2 separate regions of the Mus musculus genome follow, and region 1 is linked to region 2. The links are chromatin loops, found by intact Hi-C in ENCODE. Cell type or tissue: left cerebral cortex. All regions are shown on one strand. Links, peaks and the distances in the headings refer to the core of each region. The heading gives the core; the rest is flanking DNA.

What was found. Peaks named below come from ENCODE experiments on the same cell type or tissue, not always from the same donor. Only the 100,000 strongest peaks of a DNase experiment are listed, where the experiment ranks them.
Region 1: it touches region 2 in a loop (7-fold over the local background); 6 of 42 quality-filtered maps call a loop at or near these places.

The regions. Positions count from the first base shown.
Region 1 is chr11:76,649,280-76,660,614 of GRCm38, forward strand. Gm46288 (a long non-coding RNA gene) reads left to right here. Exons shown (of 3, transcript XR_001780268.2): 2 at 8,999-9,096; 3 at 10,353-10,648. Among named protein-coding and RNA genes, the nearest start is that of Bhlha9, 18 kb to the right of the region's middle. In left cerebral cortex, for the core only: CTCF peaks have their summits at 2,850 (motif pointing right) and 5,963 (motif pointing right); DNase peaks (open chromatin) are centred at 1,784 and 5,974.
Region 2 is chr11:76,757,437-76,768,771 of GRCm38, forward strand. It overlaps Gosr1 (golgi SNAP receptor complex member 1), which reads right to left and starts at 6,142. Exons shown (of 9, transcript NM_016810.4): 1 at 6,084-6,142; 2 at 3,799-3,919. The coding sequence starts at 6,114. In left cerebral cortex, for the core only: a CTCF peak has its summit at 6,243 (motif pointing left); a DNase peak (open chromatin) is centred at 6,192; H3K4me3 peaks cover 1,232 bases; H3K27ac peaks cover 585 bases.

The DNA of each region.
Region 1 (11,335 bases), core at 1,297-9,296, 110 kb before region 2:
ATGCTCCCCGCCATGGTGATAGTAGACTAAAACCTCGGAATCTGTCAGCCAGCCCCAGTTAAATGTTTACCTTTATAAGAGTTGCCTTGGTCATGGTGTCTCTTCACAGCAATGGAAACTATGCAGACCTGATGACCAGAGGTCCATCCCCAGAGTGACTTAAAAGCCGACTGTGGGGGCTGGAAGGATGGCTCAGTGGTTAGAGCACTTGTTGTTGCAGAGGACCCAGATTTGATTCCCAGAACCCACATGGAGGCTCACCACCTCCTCGGGCATCAGGCACACAGGTGGTGCACAGGCCTACATGTAGGCAAAACACTCATACACATAAAATAATAATAATAATAATAATAATAAAATAAAGAACCCAACAACAAAACAGCTGTGGAGGCACACATCTTGAGTCCCAGGGCTCCTCTCTAGAAAGGCGGGAGATGAGAGAATCACCTTGGAAGCTCTCAGGTCAGCCGCGCTGCAGTAAACAGCAAACGCACAGAAATAAGAGAGCAGACCCTGCCTCCAGCCAGCAAGGTGGGAGTGCAGAACTGATTTCCACACGTTTTCCTCGGACCTCCATATCCGCTGCGTGACCCGAGACTGCCTGTATTCCTGTGCTCATATTCGTATATTCACACCTGTTTATAAATTAAATATAACAGCTGGCCATACTGGCACACACCTTTAATCCCTGCACTCAGGTGGCAGAGGCAAGTGGATCTTTGTGAGTTCAAGACCAGCCTGGTCTACATAGAGTTCCAAACAAATAGGGGGGTCACTGACAGAAAGAGAGGGGCTGCTTGGGGGTAACTGTGGGTAAAGTGCTTGGTGTTTAAGCCTGACAACCCGAGTTCGGATCCCCAGGACCCTTGTAGAAGTTAGACACCAGGGCTAGAGAGAGGCTCACCAGTTACGAGCTCTTGTTGCTTTTCCAGAGGACCCAAGTTCAGTACTCAGCCCCCAAGTTACGCAGCTCACAAGCACTGTTTCTCAAGCTCTAGGGATCCAGTGATAACTCTGCATGCCTGTACTCAGCATGCTCATACCCATTCGCAGATACGTAATCTACAAATATGTAATAATGAAAAAAAGTCACGTGTAGTAGTGTGAGCACCTGCACTTCCATCTCTCCTACAGGAAAATGGGAGGCAGAGAGAAGAGACTCTCTGGAGGCTTCACGTCCACCTAGCCTGAGGTATACAGTGGTCCATCTAGCCTGAGGTATACAGTGGTCCACCTAGCCTGAGGTATACAGTGGTCCACCTAGCCTAAGATATACACTGGTGAAAAACAAGGAATTCTGTCTCAAACAAGGTGGAAGGTGAAGGATGGACAGTGGAGGCCATGCTCTCACCACACAGGGTGGCATTCTTGCCTCCCTAAAAAAGCTAAAAAAGGGAGGCACAGTGGCACACAGCTGCACACCTAGCATGCAGGCAGGAAGATGTTTAAGGCCAGACTGGACTACATAGTGAGAGCCTGTCAGAAAACAGGGAAAGAGGACAGGGAGAGGGGAAGGGAAGGGAAGGGAAGGGAAGGGAAGGGAAGGGAAGGGAAGGGAAGGGAAGGGAAGGGAAGGGAAGGGAAGGGAAGTCCATCAGAAACGGATGGAGTCTGCCCCATGGGTTCATGGAATGTGCAATTTGTACAGTAATTGTCAGTTTAGCAGCAACTGAAGCAATAGAATAGTTCAACTGGCTCGCGCTCTTGAACAGTGGGTGGCATGGAGTACAGCTTTAGGGATGGTTTGGGCTAGTCCTCAGGTCACGTGACTCAATATAGTTCCAAGCTGTCTTTTCTCGTTGCTAGCTAGCTCTGTTCTCAAGCCAGCTCTCTGCTTCCGTGTGAAAATAGCCATATCCCAGCGCCAGAACGAGCGAGAGAGAAGAGGGAGGGGGACAGGGAAAGGGAGGGAGGAAGGGAGGGAGGGAGGGAGGGAGGGAGGGAGGGAGGGAGGGAGGGAGGGAGGGAGAGGGAGAGACTGTGTGATCGGCAGGGGTGTTCCTTCAAGCTACTTCTGCTCAAGATGGGAGCTGGAGCACTTGTTACTCAGTAGAGCCTCAACCTGACTCTGAGAAGCCACGCCCAGCAGCGGCCCTTCCTGAAGACTGCCACGCCTGTCTCTTGGGCTTCCAGCCTCTTCTCACAGCAAAGGCGTCTGGCATAGGTGTTGGAGCCTTATGAGCCCTGGGCACACACAGCTGTGCTGGAGAAGATGTTGTAGCTTCCCCCACAAGTGCCCCCAGGCAAAGACTCCCTATAGGAGCACAGGTTAGACCTGTAGGCTAAGACAGCATCTGCCAAGATGTTCAAACCCCAGCACTAGATACCCCAAACCACACCCAGGATACAAAACCATAAGCCTGCAATTCCAGAACTTGGGAGGCAGAGGCAGGAGGACTGTCCTGAGTTCAAAGTCAGCCTGGGGTAAAGAGTGACTTCCCAAACTACTGGGCTAAAGAATGTCTTTGTTTATAAAAAATAATCAAAACAAACCCAAACCCCAAACTTCCCCTCTCCATCACCACTAGTCTTTTCTCTGGGTACTGTTTAGCACTGGCTGGCCTGGAACTCAATGTGCAGATCAGACTGGCCTCAAATTCACAGACATCTGCCTGCCTCTGCCTCCCCAAAGCTGAAATTAAAAGTATGTGCCACTTTTATTAAATAGGTTCTGGCAATTGAAGTCAGGTCCTCTCTAGTATAGCAAGCACTTTAATGACTGAGACCAAGCCATCTCTCTCTCTCTCTCTCTCTCTTTCTCTCTCTTTCTCTCTCTCTCTCTCGATTTATTTGTTTAGTTTTTGTATATGAGTACACTGTTGCTGTTTTCAGACACACCAGAAGAGGGCATCCGATCCCATTACAGATGGTTGTGAGCCACCAGCTGGGAATTGAATTCAGGCCCTCTAGAAGAGCAGTCAGTGCTCTTAACTGTTGAGCCATCTGTCCAGCCCATTCTCTTTCTCTTTTTATCCTTTTGTTCTACTCTCCCTCCCTCCTTTCTTCCCTCCTCCCTTCCTTAGAAAGTTTTGCTGTGTGGCATAGGCTCCTGCTTCTGGATTCAAATGCTCTGCTGCCTCAGCCTCCTGAGTACTGGGGCCACAGGCACGTCCTGCTGTGACTTCTACTCTGGTGCAGTATTGATGTATTTGACAGTATAGCAGATACACCTTCATTTCATGGGAATGGAAGAAAGTTTCTGATTCTTTGTAGGCATGCTGTATGCGTGTGTGGGTGTAGTGTGTGTTTACACATGTAGTGTGGGTACGGCTGTATGTGTGTGCATGTGTAGTGTGGGTGTGGCTGTGTGCATGTGTGTGTGTGTAGTGTGGGTGCAGCTGTATGTGTGTGCATGTGTAGTGTGGGTGTGGCTGTGTGCATGTGCGTGTGTGTAGTGTGGGTATGGCTGTATGTGTGTGCATGTGTAGTGTGGGTGTGGCTGTGTGCATGTGTGTGTGTGTAGTGTGGGTGCAGCTGTATGTGTGTGCATGTGTAGTGTGGGTGTGGCTGTGTGGGTGTGCATGTGTAGTGTGGGTGCAGCTGTATGTGTGTGTAGATACAAGTGGGTGAGGGGACAACCTCCTGCACTGGTTGTCTGGGAGCTGTCCACACTGTTTTCTTCAGACTGTCCTCACTGGCCTAAAACTTACTGAGTAGGCTAAATGAGCTGGCCAGTGAGCCCAGGCCTGTAACTGCCTTCCCAGTGTGGGGATTACAGCCGTGGGCCTGCTCTATTACATGGTGCAGCAAGCGCTTTAATGACTGAGCCATTTCTTCATCCCTGTAGGGCTCTTTATTTGCATACTGAACCAGTCATTGTGGTGGATATATTTCTCTCTCCCACACACACATGCATGCACACACACCACAGGGGACTTGAGCTCAGTTTCTCATGCTGGTAAACTATATCCTTAGCCCCCTCCTCTGTGTGTGTGTGTGTGTGTGTGTGTGAGAGAGAGAGAGAGAGAGAGAGAGAGAGAGAGAGAGAGAGAGAGAGAATGAGAGAACGAGAGAGACAGAGACTGAGATTTTGCTATGTAACTCAGGCTCAATTTTTTTCTCCTACTTTAGCCTCTGAAGTGCAGGATTACAGTCATGCACCATGACACTACCTGGCTTTCTTTAGGCCAGGCTGGCTATGAACTTGCTGTGTAGCCAAGGGTGACTTTGAACTCCTGACCCTCCTGCCTCCATCTCTTAAGCACTGGAATCACAGGACTGTGCCAACAACTGTAGCTTCTATGTAATTGTTCTGTCTCTGTGTCTGTCTGTCTGTCTTCTCTCTGTGTGTATGTGTGTGTGGGTCTCTGTCTCTGTCTCTCTGTCTCTCACTCTGTACATGCACATGCCAGGGCACACATTTGGGGTCCAAAAGATAACTTGCAGGGGCACGTTCTCTCTTTCAACCATGATGGTTCCAGGTATGCAGGCTTGATGGCACCTTACCATCTTGCTGGTCCTATATTTCCTTTTTTTTTTTTAAGGAATTTTTTCTTTAAATTTATTTATTTTATGTATGTGGTGGCCAAAGTGGGATATAGGTTTTAGTAAGTTATAATTCAGGAATATCAGAGGGGACAGAGTGTTAGCTGTGGGGAGGTTTCTGGAAGTGCTTAGCCATTGTTTAAGGCATATTAAAATAAAAGGCTGTCTGTGTGTGTGTGTGTGTGTGTATGTGTGTGTGTGTGTGTGTGTGTGTGTGTGTGTGTGTGTGCCTTTCATTCATGAATCCATAACATTGGGGCAGTAGCAAGAAGTGCATGTGCACCTGCTGGGGAGTTTAGAGCAGATTAAAATATTACCACTACAAATATAATTATGACAACTATGCAAATTATAAGGTAATGATATATACTTATAATGTCCAGTCCATTATATTTGGCATTTTAGAGAAAGTATTTCATCAGGGCACCATGTTGGTGCCTGGTATCCAAAGGGGCTAAAAGAAGGCATCAGATCCCCTGGAACTGGGGTTGCAGATGGTTGTGAACTGCCTTGTGGGTGCTGAGAATCAAACTCAGGTCCCCTCTAGAAGAGCAGCAAGTGCTTTTAACTGCTGAGCCCCTACACCCCCCCCCCCCCAGTCCTACTCCCCAGCCCTCTGTGATAGGATCTTGCTATAAAGCTTAGACTGGCCTCAAACTCTGTTTGTGACCCACGGTGGTTTTGAACTTGTGATTCTCCTGCTTCAGCCTCCTGAGTGCTGGGATTAGAAGAATGGATCACCATACAATATTTGCCTTTTCTGTTTGCTTGGATATTTTTGCTTTTATAAGAGGTAGTTTCTTGTCATGTAGCTTAGGTTCAAAATCTTCTTGCCTCAGCGTCTGGAACACAGGACTACTGGGATTACAGTTATGAGCCACCTCACTTAGTATGATATTTAATATGCAAAACTATGCTGCAGAGGCTGGGCATGTAATGACACAGTGCTTTCCTACTATAGCGCACGTGCACACACACACACACACACACACACACACACACACACACACACTATTTAAAAATGGGCAAGAATCAGGATTTGATTAACTGCACCACAACCAAACAGGAAGATAGCTCAAGGGGTAAAGGCACTTGCTTGAAAGCCAGATGAACTGAGTTTGATCCCTAGTATGGTCATGATGGAGAAAGAATCAATTCCTGCCAATCCTCTGACCTTTACACATTCAGTGTGGCATTCTTTCACACACATGCGTGCACACACAATAAATAAAGGTATGTAATAAAACTCCAAAACTACATCCTCCCCCTCAAAAAAAAAAAAAACCCTTTTAAAGATATTGGGAAGGGAGGGCTTCTAGGAGGAATTGGAGGAGCCCTCACCGCAGCAGCAGGAGCTCGGCGACTTGGGAGAATAAACTTGTGCGTTTGCTGTAACCTCAGAGACAACATAAGCCCCAAAGCCTGTGTTTGCACATAAATTGTCTCTCTCTTTAAAGTTCCATATCATGACCAGCAGAGGGTGGAAGCGAGCCATCTAAATTCTCTTTTGCCTCTCCAAAGTATTCTTTTCAAAGTTCAGTCTTAGGAGTGAAAATTTTCCAAGTTACCCGTGTTTAAAGGGTGAATCAACCCAAATGACAGCCCCCAAAAGGAAGAACTGACTCTTGCTTAGATCGCATTCTGTGCTTCGTCCACACACCCAGGAACAACGGAAAAAGGAGAGGACTTTCTGTTGGGTGCAGATACGCTAATGTGGCTCAGCCACACCAAGTCTGCTGAGTTTTAGACTTTGCTGGATGGCGTCTGCTTGGCTCTGAGGCTAAGCTGTCCTTCCTTCCTTCCTTCCTTCCTTCCTTCCTTCCTTCCTTCCTTCCTTCCTTCCTTTCTTCCTCCCTCCCTCCCTCCCTTCCTTCCTTTTCTTTCTTTCCTTCCTTTTTTTTTTTTTTTTTTTTTTTTTTTTGCATGCGGCTTACAACCCCCACCCCCATCGGGACTGCTGACTTTAAAGGTGTTCGTGCCACCATGCTTCTTTGTATTCCTGACTGATTGCAACAAGTTAACTACGGAAGTATCTATATTGGAACATTTGTGGAGGAACAGACAGACCCAGAGAACAAGTCGGGATTGGGGCTGCTAGTCTTTGTTGGCCATAGGCTGGGCAGAATGGGCAGTGGGGGCGGTGCAGGAATTATATACTTGAGTACTTCATTCTGTATATGGCTGCTTAAAATCTTTTCACTGAGATGGGTGTGGTGGTGCAAGCTATTAACTCCAGGGTTACAGAGGCAGAAGCGGGTGGGTATCTGTGAGTTTGAGGCCAGCCTGGTGTGTATAGCAAGTTCCAGGCCAACCAAGGCTGCATAGCAAGGTCCTGTCTCCACCCCTCACCCCATGTGCATGCCTCAAATTTTTTCTGTTCACCACCTTTTTTTTCATCCTAGAAAATTTTATTCAACCTTGAGTATATAAGTACGTAAAAGTATACACACCAAATGTTTGAAAAGAAAACTGTTTTTAAATCATTCTTTAGTGTATAATTAATTTTTACATTCAATTTCTTTAATAATGCATTACTTATTATTTTATGTGTCTGAGTTTTGACTACATGTATGTCTATGAACCATGTTCATGCCTATTACTCACAAAGGTCAGACGAGGGTGTCAGATCCCCTGAAATTGGAGTTGAAGACAGTTCTAGGGCCTCTGGAAGAGCAGCAAGGGGTCCTAACCACTGAGCAATCTCCCCAGCCTCTCCTTTTCCTTGATTAATAAACTATATACCAGAGACAGGCAAAACACCCATACATGTAAAATAAAAAATGAAGGAGAAACTTGAAGGTAGTAGAAAACAAAACTGCATAAGGAGATGGAAGGGTTTATTTTTATGTGTATGCATATGTTCATGGATGTGTGTGTGTGTGTGTGTGTGTGTGTGTGTGTGTGCATTAAGACCAGGGGTCAAGTGGTACACAAGTGTGTTAATGATTCAGACATTCCCTCTGCCCCTGGCTTATTTATTTAAAATTTAGTTTTATTTTTACTTATATGGTGGTTTGAGCCACCTGACTTTTCTTTGTCTGTGTGTGTGTTTTGTGTGGTGTGTGGCACATGCTTTGTGAGTGCAGCTTGTATGTGTGCAGGCTGTGATGAGTGTTGCGTGTGTAGCACACGCTATGTGAGTTTGCAGGTGCACATGCTATATGCATGCACGTGTGGAAACTGGACAAGAACATCAGGTGTCTTCCTCTATGGCCTTTTTTACTCCCCTTTAAAAAAAAGATGTATTTATTTCATTTCTGAGTACACTGTTGAAGGCATCAGATCTCATTACAGTTGGTTGTGAGTTACCATGTGGTTGCTGGGAATTGAATTCAGGACCTCTGGAAGAGCAAGCAGCCAGTGCTCTTAACTGCTGAGCCATCTCCCCAGCCCCTCTACTGCTCTTTTTAACCTTACCATCTTGAGACAGGCTCTCTCACTAAACTGGAGGCTCACCATTTTGTCTAGGCTAGCTGGCTATGAGTACTCCAAAACCATCTGTCTCTGCCTTGTCGATTCTGGGGTTATAGTCATGTGTAGCCATATGCAGGCATGCACAGTCACACTCAGATCTTCTTTTTCATTTGTTTTTCATTACCTTTATTCATTGTGTCTATGTGTGTGGTGCATATATACATGCCATGTGCACGTGCGGAAGTCAGAGGACAATTTGGGGAGCGGGTTCTCTCTTCTACCTTATGGGTCCCTGGGGTTGAACTCAGATGGTTTGTCTAGGGAGCAAGCTCTCTTTCCTGTTGAAGGGCCCCACCCCCATAAGCACTGGGGAGTTGAACTCTGGTCCTGATACCTAGAGAGCAAGCACTCACCTTGTGAGCATCCCCCATCCCCTCCTTAGATGGTTTTATTGTTCTAATTGTTCAAATGAGGAGTCAGGGTCAGAGAGGTTAAATCAATTGCCTGAGGTGAAATCTGAGTCAGAAATCCATTCAAAATTTGCCAGGTGTGGTGCATGCCTATAATCTCAGCTCTCTGGAGGCAGGGCAGGGTAGATCTCGGCAAAATCAAGGCCAGCCAGCACTACTCCGTGAGCTCCTTTCTAAAATAAATGAACAAAGAAGTATCTATTGTGAGCTGGAGGGGAGGCTGAGTGGCTGAGAGCACTCTGCTGTTCTTCCGGAGTGCATTCCCATGGCGACTCTCATAGGTCAGGAACTCCAGTTTCAAGAGATCCAATACCCAAGCAGGGCAGTGGTGGCGCACGCCTTTAATTCCAGCACTTGGGAGGCAGAGGCAGGTGGATTTCTGAGTTCGAGGCCAGCCTGGTCTACAGAGTGAGTTCCAGGACAGACAGGGCTACACAGAGAAACCCTGTCTCGAAAAACCAGAGAGAGAGAGAGAGAGAGAGAGAGAGACCTGATACCCTCAGACATACACGCAGACATACACGCAGGGAAACACCCACACACATAAAGTAAAATGAAAAAAAAAATCGGTTGGGAAGCCATTCTTCCTTGTACCAAAGGTAAACAAAGATCATCCCTCTACCTTCTAGCATGGCTGCCTGCCTACTATGGCTAAGAGGGTTTCTGGACCCGCTGCTGCAACAGCCCGACCCCTTTCAGAAGCAGGTGCATTCTACAGTGGACAGAGGTGAGTGCTACATCAGAGAACAGGCTTCATGTCCCACCAGAAGTGTGGCTGCTGGCCACATTCCTAGAAGAAAGAGACCTAGTTATGCCTGCTAGGTGGCCTCTTGTCCTCTTCCTGCTGCTGATGTTCCAGGCCTCAGGCCCTTTTTTCCCAGGAGTTGCCATGAATTGTGTCCCTCGATGTATTCTGTCTTACCAGTAAGCTCAGGTCTCTTCCGTCCTCACGTTAAATCACTCAGACACCTGATCACTTTGAGCTGTGTGTCCACCAGGAAGTTGTTTCCACTTCTGTGAAACGGCATAAAACCACCAGAAGGCCAGGCCTTGTGGCCCTGTAACCCCAGCATTTAGCAGCTGAGGCAGGAGGATCAGAGTTTTAAGACTAGCTGCAGCTACATGGCGAGTTTGAGGCCAGCCTGGGTTACAAGAGACCCTGTCTCCAAACAAAAAGTACAGCAAGCATTTGGGTCTCAAATCTAAGTGAGCAGGGCTTGGAGGCTATCCTCTTTTGTTCCCTTCCCTGAGCTACCCCACGCTGGTGTCTGTCCTAGCCAGGGTCCTTGCATTTGGGAGCGTGATGAAGGCAGAATCTGGGGGTAGACTGGCTCTCCAGAGACCACTGAGCTTTGCAGTCAAAGCAACACATGGGAGTGTTTAACAGTTCATCTGAAAATGATGATATATCTGATGGTATAAAGGTGGTCTATCTAAGGGCACAGCCAGATGTCCCATAGAATCACCGAGCACGAGGAAGAAGCCCCAGGAGAGGGCCTTCACCCCTTCCACAAGCCCACTTGGTGCAGGACACCAAGTATCCTGCACCTCGCTCCCCACGCTTCCACCTCGTTCCAGCTCTGGGTCTTGGCTCGTAAATCTCCTTCACACAGACTGCCATAAATCAGGGGCCTGAGGAGGGACCCCCCAGCTCCCAGCCCGGTCCTCCCCCTCTGGAGGGGCGGAGTGCAGGAAGCCCCTGGGACAGGGTGGGCTCAGCCCGCCTTCGTGGTCTCATAATTACAGGCCTGTGGGGCCTGATTTATGGTGCAAGCAAAGGCACAGGCCTGCTCGTCTGGGAGAGCCTGGGGAGGTGGGGGCCGGAGACCTGAGAGGCTTCCAAATTCCAGGGCCTTGTTGAAGTGACAACTCTGAGCGTAATAAGCTGTAATACATTTATATGTGAAGTAAATCTACCCAGGAACAATGGGTAACACTCTGCCAAAGTGTGCTCAGCACTGTTTTAATTTCTTTATCAAACAGGAGTCTTACACATATTACCTCCTGAATAGCCTGGACGTTTGTCCTGCTGAATGTCGAAGTCACCTGCCTGGTAAGCTGTGACTCATACTCCTGGCCACCTGGCCCTGAATTTTGAGCTTTTTGGACCAGATTTTCCTGTCTCTTTGCTTCCTTTTCCTTCCCAGATCTCCTCCAGTCATGGCATGAGTGCCCTGGGGCCGATGCTGCCTTACTTACTGCACAGGAGGCCAGGATCAATTTTTAATTTTTCCTTGTTCAAGGAATTTTAGGTGCTGTGATAGCTAAGTCCCACTCTCAGTGTTTCCAGCCAGGAATTCCTCCTGGGCAGTTTTCTTCTTGGCATCAAGAAGTAGTGACTTGCTAGGCAATGGTGTGGTGGCACGGGCCTTTAATTCCAGCACTTGGGAGGCAGAGGCAGGCAAATTTCTGAGTTTGAGGCTAGCCTGGTCTACAGAGTGAGTTCCAGGACAGCCAGGGTTATACAGAGAAACCCTGTCTCGAAAAACAAAACAAAACAAAACAAAACAAAATCTGGGACTTCAGAGTCTGGTAGCTGTGTCATTTCTAGCCTGTGACTCCCATTGCTGGCTGGCATAGCTGGTGGCTTTGAAAGGGAAGGAGCTGGGAGGAAGGAAGCTAGTGTATGTGTGGAGGGTGGAGAAAAGGGAGAGGGGGAGAGGGAGAGAGGGAGAAGGTGGGAAGAGGGGGAGGGGCAAAGGGAGAGGGGTGGAGGGGGAGAGGGGGGAAAATGGGAGGGTGGGGGAGGGGGAAGAGTGAGGCGGGGAGCCCATTGATTCTGCACACACTAGACATGTCACAGTCAACTGCAGGGAAGGCTTGGAAATGACAGCTTGAGTCATCATCTCTTGCCAAACCTATGGGTTTAAAACAAGTCCAACATGGTAGCACATCTGTAATCTCCAGTGTCCGAGGCTGGGGAAGGAGGTTTAAACAAAACCCCACCTTAACAAACAAAAAGCAAC
Region 2 (11,335 bases), core at 1,915-9,914:
TTATGGGTGTGCTTGTTTGCCTGCACGAGTTTATGTACATCATGTGCATGCAGAGCTGGAAGAGACCAGAGGGCACCCGATTCCCTGGACTTGGTTATAAGCACTTGTGAGTGTGGCCATGCAGCTGCTGAGAATCAAACCCAGGTCCTCTGCAAAAGCAGCTATGGCTCTAGCCCCAGATTTTTTTTTCCCCGTAAAGACAGAGGCTTGCCTGGAACACGTGGTCTTTCTGTTCCTTCTCTCAGTGTGGGACTACAGGTATGGACCAGGCCTGGCTTTAATAAGGATTCTTATTTCAGATGTTTCACTAGGTCATAGGCTCTGTTTCTTCTGCAAACATTCCCATTTCTATGCCTTGTAACATGACATAAACATACCTAGTTCTTAGGCAGGCATTATGGTGCACACCTGTAATTCCAGCACTTGGGGGGCTGAGGTAGGAAGGTAACAGGGTTGAGACCAGCTTGGGTCACATAGTGATCAAAGTGGAGACTGGGGTCAGTTTTTTTACTGTGTCCCGTAAACCAAGGTTGTGGGGGTGTCCCCTAGGATGTGCAGCCACAGAGCAGCTCTCTCTGCCGCTGATCTGAACCCTCCCACAAGGCACACTGAAGAGAACAATGGGTCTGTAGAGATCAAGAAGGAAGCTGCTTGTCTTCTCATGCACATATGCCCAGCACCTGGCAAGTGGTATTTACTCTTCTTTAAATACTTGTTGAATGAATACGTAACAGGGCAATCTCTTCCAATATTCACTATTCTTAGGATAGTAGAGAAGTCTAGGGAAATGGTTAAAAAAAAAACCCTCATTCTTATTAAAAGAAAAAAAAAAAAAAGGAAAACCCCTCATTCTCAGGGCTGGTTATGAGCACCGACTGCTCTTCCAGAGGTTGTGAGTTCAAATCCCAGCAACCACATGGTGGCTCACAACCATCTGTAATGAAACCTCTTCTAGTGTGTCTGAAGTCAGTGACAATGTACTTACATAAAACAAATAAATAATTTTTTTTTAAAAACCCACCTCATTCTCTCTAACATTAGGATTCAGTTGAATTTAGTTCAATTAAATAGCCCTTGACTCTCAACATACAGAAAAAAAAACCCCAAGACTCTTAAAAGAAAAGTTCTGTTCACTGATGACTGCATTTGTGCGACATGCTGGAAATCAAAACGAACACTGAGCATGTGTGATGGTTTGTGTACACTTGGCCAGGGACTGGCACTATTAGGAGGTGTGGCCCTTGTGGAGTAGGTGTGTCACTGTGGGTGTGGGCTTTAAGACCTCATCCTAGCTGCTCTGCTAGCAGCCTTCAGATGAAGATGTAGAACTCTCAGCTCCTCCTGCCTGGATGATGCCATGTTCCTGCCTTGATGATAATGGACTGAACCTCTGAACCTGTAAGCCAGCCCCAATGAAATGCTGTCCTTATAAGACTTGCCTTGGTCACGGTGCCTGTTCACAGCAGTAAAACCTTAACTAGGACAGCATGCACAGTCTGTCTTTATTTTCCAGAGCTGGGGATTACAGTTCCCGGACACGGAGCTCCAGCCTCAGCCTGCAACCTCATAACCTTAGGCTCTCTAGGGAAAGCAAAATCAGCCCCAGTGTGTAGCTGAATTCAGAATGTTCTCAAGACTTTGTTTCTTTAAAAGGGAATCCAAGCAGAGAGCACAGGAGAAGCCTCCCATAACAATACTTCCTGGCAGGTTTGTGTTTGAAAATTGTATACTGCTGGAAAAAACAGATATGAGCCTTAAATCCAGAAAAAAAGCCTTCTGAACAGAAAACACACTCAGTAAGAAACAAAAGCAGGGCTGGAGAGATGGCTTAGCAGGTAAGAGCACCGACTGCTCTTCCGAAGGTCCTGAGTTCAAATCCCAGCAACCACATGGTGACCCACAACCATCCTTAATGAGATCTGACACCGTCTTCTGGTGTGTCTGAAGACAGCTACAATGTACTTAGATATAATAATAAATAAATCTTAAAAAAAAAAGAAACAAAAGCAAAAACGACCCTCATGCCCCATACTTGGTGAATGAAAGTGTGCAAAACAAAGTCTTGCCCTGAGGTCCACGGGTGCTGCTAGCTTGTTTCTAGGTCCCTGAGTCCACACATTGTACCTGCTAGCTTTGCAAGCCATAGCCCCTATGCAAAAGGACCAACACTTTGGCTACAATAGCGAAAAGAGATTTGTTGTGATGTATACAGGATGTGTGTTCTGGAGATTCGAGCTCAGTTTTATTGTTGTCAATATTAGCTAGCAAATATCCACCCTCCACTCTGCTATCAATAATCTCATTGCTGGGTGTATGCATAAGTACAATCCAGGTGAAAATGTTCATAGCAACATTTATACAAAATTTTAAGAACAGAACTTCAAATACAGTGATCATATTAGCTATTAAACTTATTATTAAGTATCAAAAATTAGAAATATCTATCAAATAGTTAAGCTCTAACATAGGTGTTTAATATATGTAGCAAATAAAGACAGTGACCAAATGCACCCATAGCTGAACTTCAAAGACATGTTAAATTAAAAAAAGCAAACTACAAAATAGCTTTTGTATAATACTATGAATTGACTAGAAATACCAAGATCTGTAACAAAAATAGTGATATTTCTATGTAAATGAGAAGTATAGTGTGGGACGCTACCAGGGGCTTTATTTAACTTGCATTGGTTATATTTTAAAAAGAGACATTAACAAAATAGGGTTCATGTTATTACTTACATTTCTAAGAATCTCAAACATTTTCTGATTTTTTTTTTGAAACAAGTGATTAAATAATCAGAAGATTTAAAAATATAAACTTTCAGCCAGACATGGTGGCACACACGTTTAATCCCAGCACTAGGGAGGCAGAGGCAGGTGGATCTCTTATGAGTTAGAGGCCAGGCTGGAATACATGGCAAGTTTCAGGACAGCCAGGGGCTCTTTACACAGAGAAACCCTGTCTCAAACCTTGCCCTCACCTCCCGACCACACCCCCTGCCACCAAATAACTTTTCCTTGAGTTGTAATATGCTAGTTTCTCAAAACAACAACAACAACCACCTTCCATGATTGTGAGGGTCCTGCATTAGAGTCATTCTAAACCATAAACACCAGAAAAACAGTCTGCATACGTGTATACAGTTCCACTGAGAAATTAGAAAACAAAAATATCAGCCAGATGGTGGTAGAGCCCTTTAATCCCAGCCCTGTGGAGGCAGAGGCAGGCAGATTTCTGAGTTCGAGGTCAGCCTGATCTACAGAGTGAGTTCCAGGACAGCCAGGGCTACACAGAGAAAGCCTATCTCGAAATACAAAAACAAAACAAAACAAAACAAAACAAAACAAAACAAAACAAAAATCATGTGGGCAGACCAGACATTTCTGTGGACTAAGAATGAAACTTCTTTGGATCTGCTATGGAGCCCGGAATGAATTTACAATCATGTGTCCCCTGTCTCTGCCTCCTAGTGCTGGCAGAAGTGTACAAGCATGCCTTTAGAAACTTACTATTGATACAAACTCATTTTTAAACTCAAGAAGTTTCTTCCTCAGCTATCACAATCTTTAAGATCTCAAATAAATGTTAGTCTCAAGAATTAGGAAGAATTGGGATTAAAGATACACAGACAGATACACACAGAGAGACACAGAGACAGATGGACAGACACATACACACAAAGATAATGACAACAAAATCAAAACATCAGCAGCTTAGCAGCAGATCAGGTAACAGAGTTCTCTATGTCGGTGTTCTTTTAAAGCATCCCAGAGTCAGGCATCAGAGTCTGGCAGTACCTGTACCTATCGCGTCCTCCATCCCGTGAGCCGCTGTGGCTGTAGCTCGTACAGAGTTTACTGAAGGAAACGAGTTTCAGGTCAAGTTCGTTTTCCAGCTGCCGAGCTTGTTTCCTGAGATCTTTTAAGAAAATTACAAAAGTAAATCATTGGTCTATCAGTAGACGCTAAATTCCTAAGATATTTTAAGAAAGGCAACTATGAAAATGATCACATATTGATCTCTGATCTAGTTACTCAGAAACCAAAGGCATGTCTAAGAAAATAAATTGGTCAAGTATTTAAAGTTCAGATGGGAGCCATGAGGGAGGCAGTTGTGGGAGACACACAACCTGTCCCTTTTCTTTCAAAGACAGCTTGACAGCCAGTGCCATAGCATCCCTGAGAATGCTCTCATAGCAACAACCAACTGCTGTAACTTAAAGGGCAACAAGGGGAGAATATAAATCACGGAGAAATGAAGATGGTCTATAACCCTCACATCAGTTTACCAGATAGCTTTCTAAGAAGCTAGCATTCTTTTTGACACAGTTTTCTTTGTTTCAAAACTCTGTTAGGAGTTTGGGTCTTGCCTTTTCGTTTTTCAAACAGGCAAAATACCTCAGCAATTAAACACAAGGAAAAAGCAAAAGCAAATTAATAAAAAAAAAAAAATTGGGGGGGTATCAGGTAAAAACAAAGAGTACACTTTGAACAAGACAAATGTGACAGGTTTTTTTTTTTTTTTAAAGCATATGTTTTAAAAGTAGAAGCAAACAGATAAACTGGTGTAGAAGCTTGGTTTCTGAACGGCTGAATGAAAGGAGCCATACTTGGAAACCCAATATGTATGTACATACGTACGTATGTATGTATGTATGCATGCATATATGTGTATGTGTGTGTGTGTGTTCATGGTGAAATTCAAATGAAAGGAGTAAACACAGGAAGGAATAATGTAAGAATGTCTCAGGACTAAAGAATATCAAGACACTGTGTCATTATATTTTGCAATCCAAGGCAGGAAGCAGAATTATATGGTGGAGTGTATCTACCCAGAGACCAAATCCCACTCCTAACGTCAGCTCAGCCACCTATTGTCTTTGAGATTTACTGATGATCCAGTTCATTTAAAAACCTCAAGCTTTCAGTTTTTCTATACATGCTTAAAGCATCTGGTACAAAGATATATTGTCAATATATTAATTGCTTTAATTATTACAGTATAGTGTTTCAAAAACCCACAGCCTAATGACTATCAATAATGACTATCATAGCAGCTACTCCTATCTACATAGTTTAAAAAGAAATTCTAGCTACGACAAGTATTTCCAAAGGGCATTTTAAATACACATTTTAAACTATAGGCATGTTTCTCTGTAATTCTATTTATCTATTTAGTCTAATGAAAAGCATAAAGTAGAATGTATTTTGAAAACATGACAGAACATAAAATTCAGTCCCTTAGATCTACTGGCTGATGGTGACAATACCATATTTCCCAGGGGCTTCATGGGACAAAAAGAGGAAATAGGCTTAAAAACTAAATAAGCAAAAGGTTAAATGAAACAAAGTGGGCCATTTCTGATCTCTGTGGATCACTGTGGACTAGGAAGGTTTTGTGTGACCTCACTTGAGTGGACCAGACTTTCAGGAATTAAATAAGCACAACTGAAGGTTTTCCTGGCGGGAGACGAACAGCAAACGTATTCATTAGAACCTTTTTTTGCTATCATTTTTAACAAAACCGATCTTGGAGTCCAGGGAAGAAGGTACAGTTATTTTCAGTATTCTGTCACCCAGTCGTCATTAAAGTCTCAATCTCAAATTGCCAGTTGGGGTCCAGGAGGAGACGACCATCCACTAAAATATCCCTGCAAGGCTGGCGCTGACAAGTCCCTCCTCACTCCTAGTTGTCTGACAGTGACCTCAACTCCAAGGTTCTGACTGCTCGTCTTCCGGGCTCTGGATATTGTTGCTCAACACCCTCCTCCCAAGAGCTCGTCCCCGCAGCCCCATCCGGAGAGCCTCACTACCCCTCACACACTTCCATCTGGAGCCTCAGGCGCCTCTTCCTCTCCATCCCGGCTCCCTCCACTCCCGGACCCAACCCCTTCCCAGGTCCGGCTCACTCCGCCCCAGCTCCTTCCCCAAGTTCCCAGGCCCAGGGCTCCTCTTGGACAACCTCATCCCAAAGTGTGGCTCATTCCGTAGCCTGGCTCTTCCCTCTGCTGCCTCCCTCAAGATCCAGCCTCATTAAGTTCACTCTGCACCCGGTGGAACCCACTCCGAGGCCTTGCCCTCACCTTCCCAGTAATTGCTGGTTCCTGCCGCCATCTTTGTTGCCCAACGTCAGTCGGGACAGGCGAGTAGAGGCCTTGAAGGCCAGAGAGTCACCTCCACGCCTTCTTCCACCCCCGAGCGCCGAGGCTGATGGGATACGCTAGCCTCCTTAGACACTGCCACCTGGTGGACAATTCGTTATTTTACAGCTTTAAGTAGCTCGTTTGAAAGCGTCGTTTAGCTGTTCTGGGTGTTCATACCACATCTTTTCAGTCTTCAGTCTTCAATTTCTTCATCTCGGATTGTTCTTTTCAGCGGGTGACTTAGAGGAGAGACACAATTTCCATTATCTCCCCTTAAATAGGATGTCTTGGGACCGGAGGTGGGGGGGTGGTGGTGGTGGTGTCAAGCTTAATGGGGCAGGTGCCTTGCCTGAATGTAAGAGGGTCTGGGTTCGACCCCCAGCATTCCATAAACAGAACATGGTAGTATATGCCTTTAATCCTAGTACTCAGAATGTGGGGATAAAAAGACCAGAAGTTCAAGGTCATCCTCAGCTACATAGAGAGTTCAAGGCTAGGTGGGGATAAATGTCTCAAGAAGAAAAAGAAAAAGAAAAAGAAAAAGTACCTTCAATCAGCATTTTCCTTTCTCAGAGCCAGTGGTTCTTTTCCTGCCCATCTTCCACTGTCCAGTATGTAAAGTTCCTTCCCTGGTTGACTTCCCTATGTCTACAGCAGAGCATCAGTCCTCTGTCCCTTGCTAACAGCTTCCATGTGCCCACAGCCTGAAGCTCACTGATGTCGTTAGACTAGCTGGCTATCCAGCCCCAGTTTTGGCTTTCCCAGTGCTGGGATTACAGACATATGATGACACGCCTGGCCTTTTCATGTTTGTCCTAGGGATCTGAACTCACATCCTAATGCATGCATGCCAAGCAATTTACTGGCTGAGTATAATATGCATTATAGTAATAAATTGTTATGTGTTGTTTAAGTCCATTGAAAAGCTGGTTGTGGACATAGGGTTGTCACCCCGTGCCCCAGTCACACACATACTTAATACCCAAGCATATTTCTTGTAAATTGTCCCAGAGACCCCCTGGCTGGGGATGGGCTACCTGGCTGGCTCTGTGAGAAAGCAATAGTGTAGCAAAATGGCCCAAAGAGTAAAAAATACCAGGTCCGGGAGGACAGAAGGAGAGTATCTGAGTTAACACACCGTGTCCTTGATCACAGCTGATCATTCCCTCTGACCTTCCTGACATAAAGATGCCCACGGTGGGAATGGTTCATTGGACATCTTACCTAAGAGAAGCCGTTCTTCCTGGAACCCTTTTTGTGGGTCAGAGAGAGGCTCCAACTAGCTGGTTTTTGCTCTCCAGGTCTCCTCCGTTGCTTTCTGCTGGATGACGTAAGTGTCTGATCTCATGAACTACTACCTCCTGCTTGCTGTCTCTTTCTTTCATTTCTGTTTGCTGTATACCTAAAAACCAAACTTGCTTGAAAATAGCACAGCGATTGCAGATCATTCTTTGTTCAGGACACTGGGCCATCTCCCCAGGTCCCTGGCTATGCATTTCTTAAACTCGATTTCCCATTGTTCTGTTTGGAGAACATCTTCTATTCTGCCTGCAGGGTGATTGACAGACTAGCGGGTGTTTCCCTGCCCGCTGCAGGTTGCTGCTGAACCTATCTGGTGAGCTTATTCCCATCATTGACTTTTTCAGGTCTTTTGCACTCACTTCTTCTTTTCTTTGTGGAGACTGTTCCCTGCTGATGCTTTTTAAAACCATTGGTCACACGATTGTTTATAGCTGGGTGTGGTGGCGTGCTCCTTTAATTCCAGCCCTTGGGAGGCAAAGGCAAGTGGATTTCTGTGAGTTTGAGATGGTCCGGTTTACACAGTGAGTTCCAGGACAGCCAGGGCTATGTAAGCAATGGTTCTCAACCTGTGGGTTGTGACTTCCTTGGGGTGGGGTGGAGGTGTCAAAGGACTCTTTCACAGGGGTTACCTAAGACCATCACAAAACACAGATATTTTCACTATGATTCATAGCAGTAGCAAAATTACAGTTATGAAATAAAATAACTTTATGATTTGGGGTCAAAACAAGATGAGGAACTGCATTAAGGGTCACGGCATCAGGAAGGTTGAGAGCCATTAGCTTACAGTGTTTCTAGTCTGTACCTTTTGCCATTTCTGGTGCGATGTAGGTATGTAAGACCCAAAATGACCCCCAGGAACTCACTGGCACGTTGTTCTTTGGATCCTGAGGTTTCTAGCCTCTGACATCTTTCCTCTTTTCAACGTCTAGTTGTTCTACCTACGACGCACAAGTTCTCACTGTCCTTCGAAGGAAGAATACAAACATGTTTATCTTGTCGAGAAATGAAGCTTTTCATGTAAATTTTCTCTAACAATTCGTCTTATCTCTTTATCTTCTCTCCGTTCTTGAACTTATTCATTGCCATCATTTTAGTAATGTTTGAGTGACAGTTGAAAATAATTGTACTTCCCACAGGACCATTGCTATTTTTCTGGGGAAATAATGAAATGTATTTACATTCCACGGTGATAAGCCAGAACATAATGATTTCACTGTGTAGAATGTCTTATTAGAAGTACTCCAAGTGTATGTTGGTGGTTCAGTCTCTAAGAGTCAGATTAGTTGACTCTGTTTGTCTTCCTGTGGAGTTCCTATCCCCTTCGGGGTCCACAATCCTTCCTCCTATTCTTCCATAAGAGTCCCCACTGTTTGTCTGTGGGTGGCTGCTTCTGTCTGAATCAGCTTCTGGGTGGAGAACAAACACAGGCTGGACCTAGGCCTCCCCTCACATATGTAGCAGATGTGCGGCTTGGTCTTCATGTGGGTCCCAAACAACTGGAGCGGGGGCTATCGCAAAAGCTGTTGCCTTTCTGTGATTTGTTCTAGCTGGGCTGCCTTGTCTGGCCTCAGTGGGAGAGAAAGTGCCTAGCCTTGAAGAGGCTTGAAGTCCAGGGTGCGGGGGTGAGGGTGGGGGGTGGGTGTCGGGGGGTGGGTGGGGAGGGATGACCAGAGGTCCTTCACCTGCTCAGCGGAGAAGGGGAGGGTAGATGGGGAAGGATTGTGAGAAGGGTGATCAGGAGGGAGGCAGTAAGCGAAATGTAAAGTATGCAAGTAAAAAATTAAATTAAATGAAAAAAAGAAGTACATAAAATATGCTTAAGACAAGAAAATAAACCTTTGGTTCCACAGGCCTTGTGTGCGTGGCCATGTGGGCATGTGATTCTTGGATCCCTCAAGAGAAGGTTTGAGTCAAACCTCCCAAGCATCTACCGAGATAATCTTAATTCAGGGAAGTCTGAGGGAATTTATTCCAGAAATTATAGGTAAGAAATGGACCTTAACATTTGAGTGTTTCCAAGTATTAACATATTAGAAAACAAAGTAGTTTTCTCCAAATGAGCTCCGTGTTCACTGGTTACTAAGCCTGTGGGCTCGCTCTCCCATGGTGTGTGGGAAGAGGCTCACAGTCACTGCGCAAAAGCCAAATGCCTTTATTCACTATCACTTTAGACTTCAGCCAAAGAACAGCAAAACCTTCCGTATTCAGACTAGAGATACATGACACGAAAGAGTGAACAAACAACCGGGGGAGATGGCCCAGTAGATAAAGTGTTTGTCATGCAAATGTAAGAACTGGAGTTCGAATCCCCGGCACCCACATCAATGCCAGGCAAGAGGATGGCAACTTGCCTGTAATCCCCACTCTTGGACGGCAGAGACAAGAGATGTCTGAAGCAAGCTGGCTAGCTGGGCTATCCAAATCGCTGAGCTCTAGTCAAGTGAGAGACTCTGAAGAGTAGTGAGGAAGACACTTGACAGTAAGCTCCAGTGTACACAGGCACACACACGTGTATGTATGCTCACACATATGCAAACACGCATATATACATACACAGATACCACACAAACATAGGCATACAATAACAGATGAATTAAATCCACGGTATTTACTGGTGAGTCAGAGGATCTGCCTGTACAAATTGGGCTGACATCTTAGTCTTGCAGGTACAGCTCTCCGTGGAGATGCTAACTGAAGATTTCTTGCTGTGGTCCTGGAGGGAGCGCCTGGTAGACAGCTTTCCTTAACTGCTCAGAAATAAGCCATGGCTTCCCCACCCCCACCATGTCTTCTTGGGAGAGTCAACGGGGTATTGACACTGGGTTTCCTACGGCTTCTGTCTGCATTGAAAGGCAGGGTTTGTTTTTTTTTTGTTTTTTTTTTTTTTTTTTTTTTTTTTAAAGATTTAGACATCTATGTTTCTAAACCAGGTTGTATGGACACCGTGTCTGGTAAGAAAGCAGTGCTCAGGCGAAGCGAATGTATCAAGTAGAGGATGGCGAAGCCTCTAACTCTCCACTCTTTAATTGTTTGAGGATTCCTTCTCATGCCTCAGGATAGAAGCAGGCTTCCAGGAGAGAGGTTCCCTGGGGCCCAGCTGTCTGAAAACACGTCATTAACTTAAAAATGAGACGCAAAAAGCTATACCCTCAGCACCTCCCCAGATTCTCTTCACTGCTTACATATTAACACAGGCTTCTCCAATATAAAGACATCTGCATTAAACATGCATGGTACCATCACATACCAGGCTCTTAACTCAAGACAACCAATTATTCTAAGGCCCTTTGAGAGGCTTAGAAAATTCTCTCTCATCAAAAGCCCCAACACTAGACCATACAAAATTCAAGAATGTTTGTCCCAGAGAACTCATTTTTTTCCTTTCTTTTTATTGGTTATTTTATTTATTTACATTTCAAATGTTATCCCCATCCCAGTTTTCCCTTCACAAACCCCCTATCTCCTCCTTCTCCCCTCTCCCCATCTCACTATGAGGGTGCTCCCCTACCCACCCACTCCTGCCTCAGCTCCCTAGCATTCCCCTATCCTGGGTCATCGAGCCTCCACAGGACAGAGGGCCTTCCCTTCCAGTGATGCCCGATAAAGCAATCCTCTGCTACATATTCAGCTGAGCTATAAGTTCCCCCCAACCCTGCATGCCCCATGTGCACTCTTTGGTTGGTGGGTTAGTCCCTGGGAGCTTTGGGGGGTGTACTCTCTGGTTTTGTGTGTCAACTTGACACATGATGGAGTTATCACAGAGAAAGGAGTTTCAGTTGAGGAAATGCCTCCATGAGATCCAGCTGTAAGGCATTTTCTCAATTAATGATCAAGGAGGAAGGGCCCCTTGTGGGTGGTACCATCTCTGGGCTGATAGTCTTGGGTTC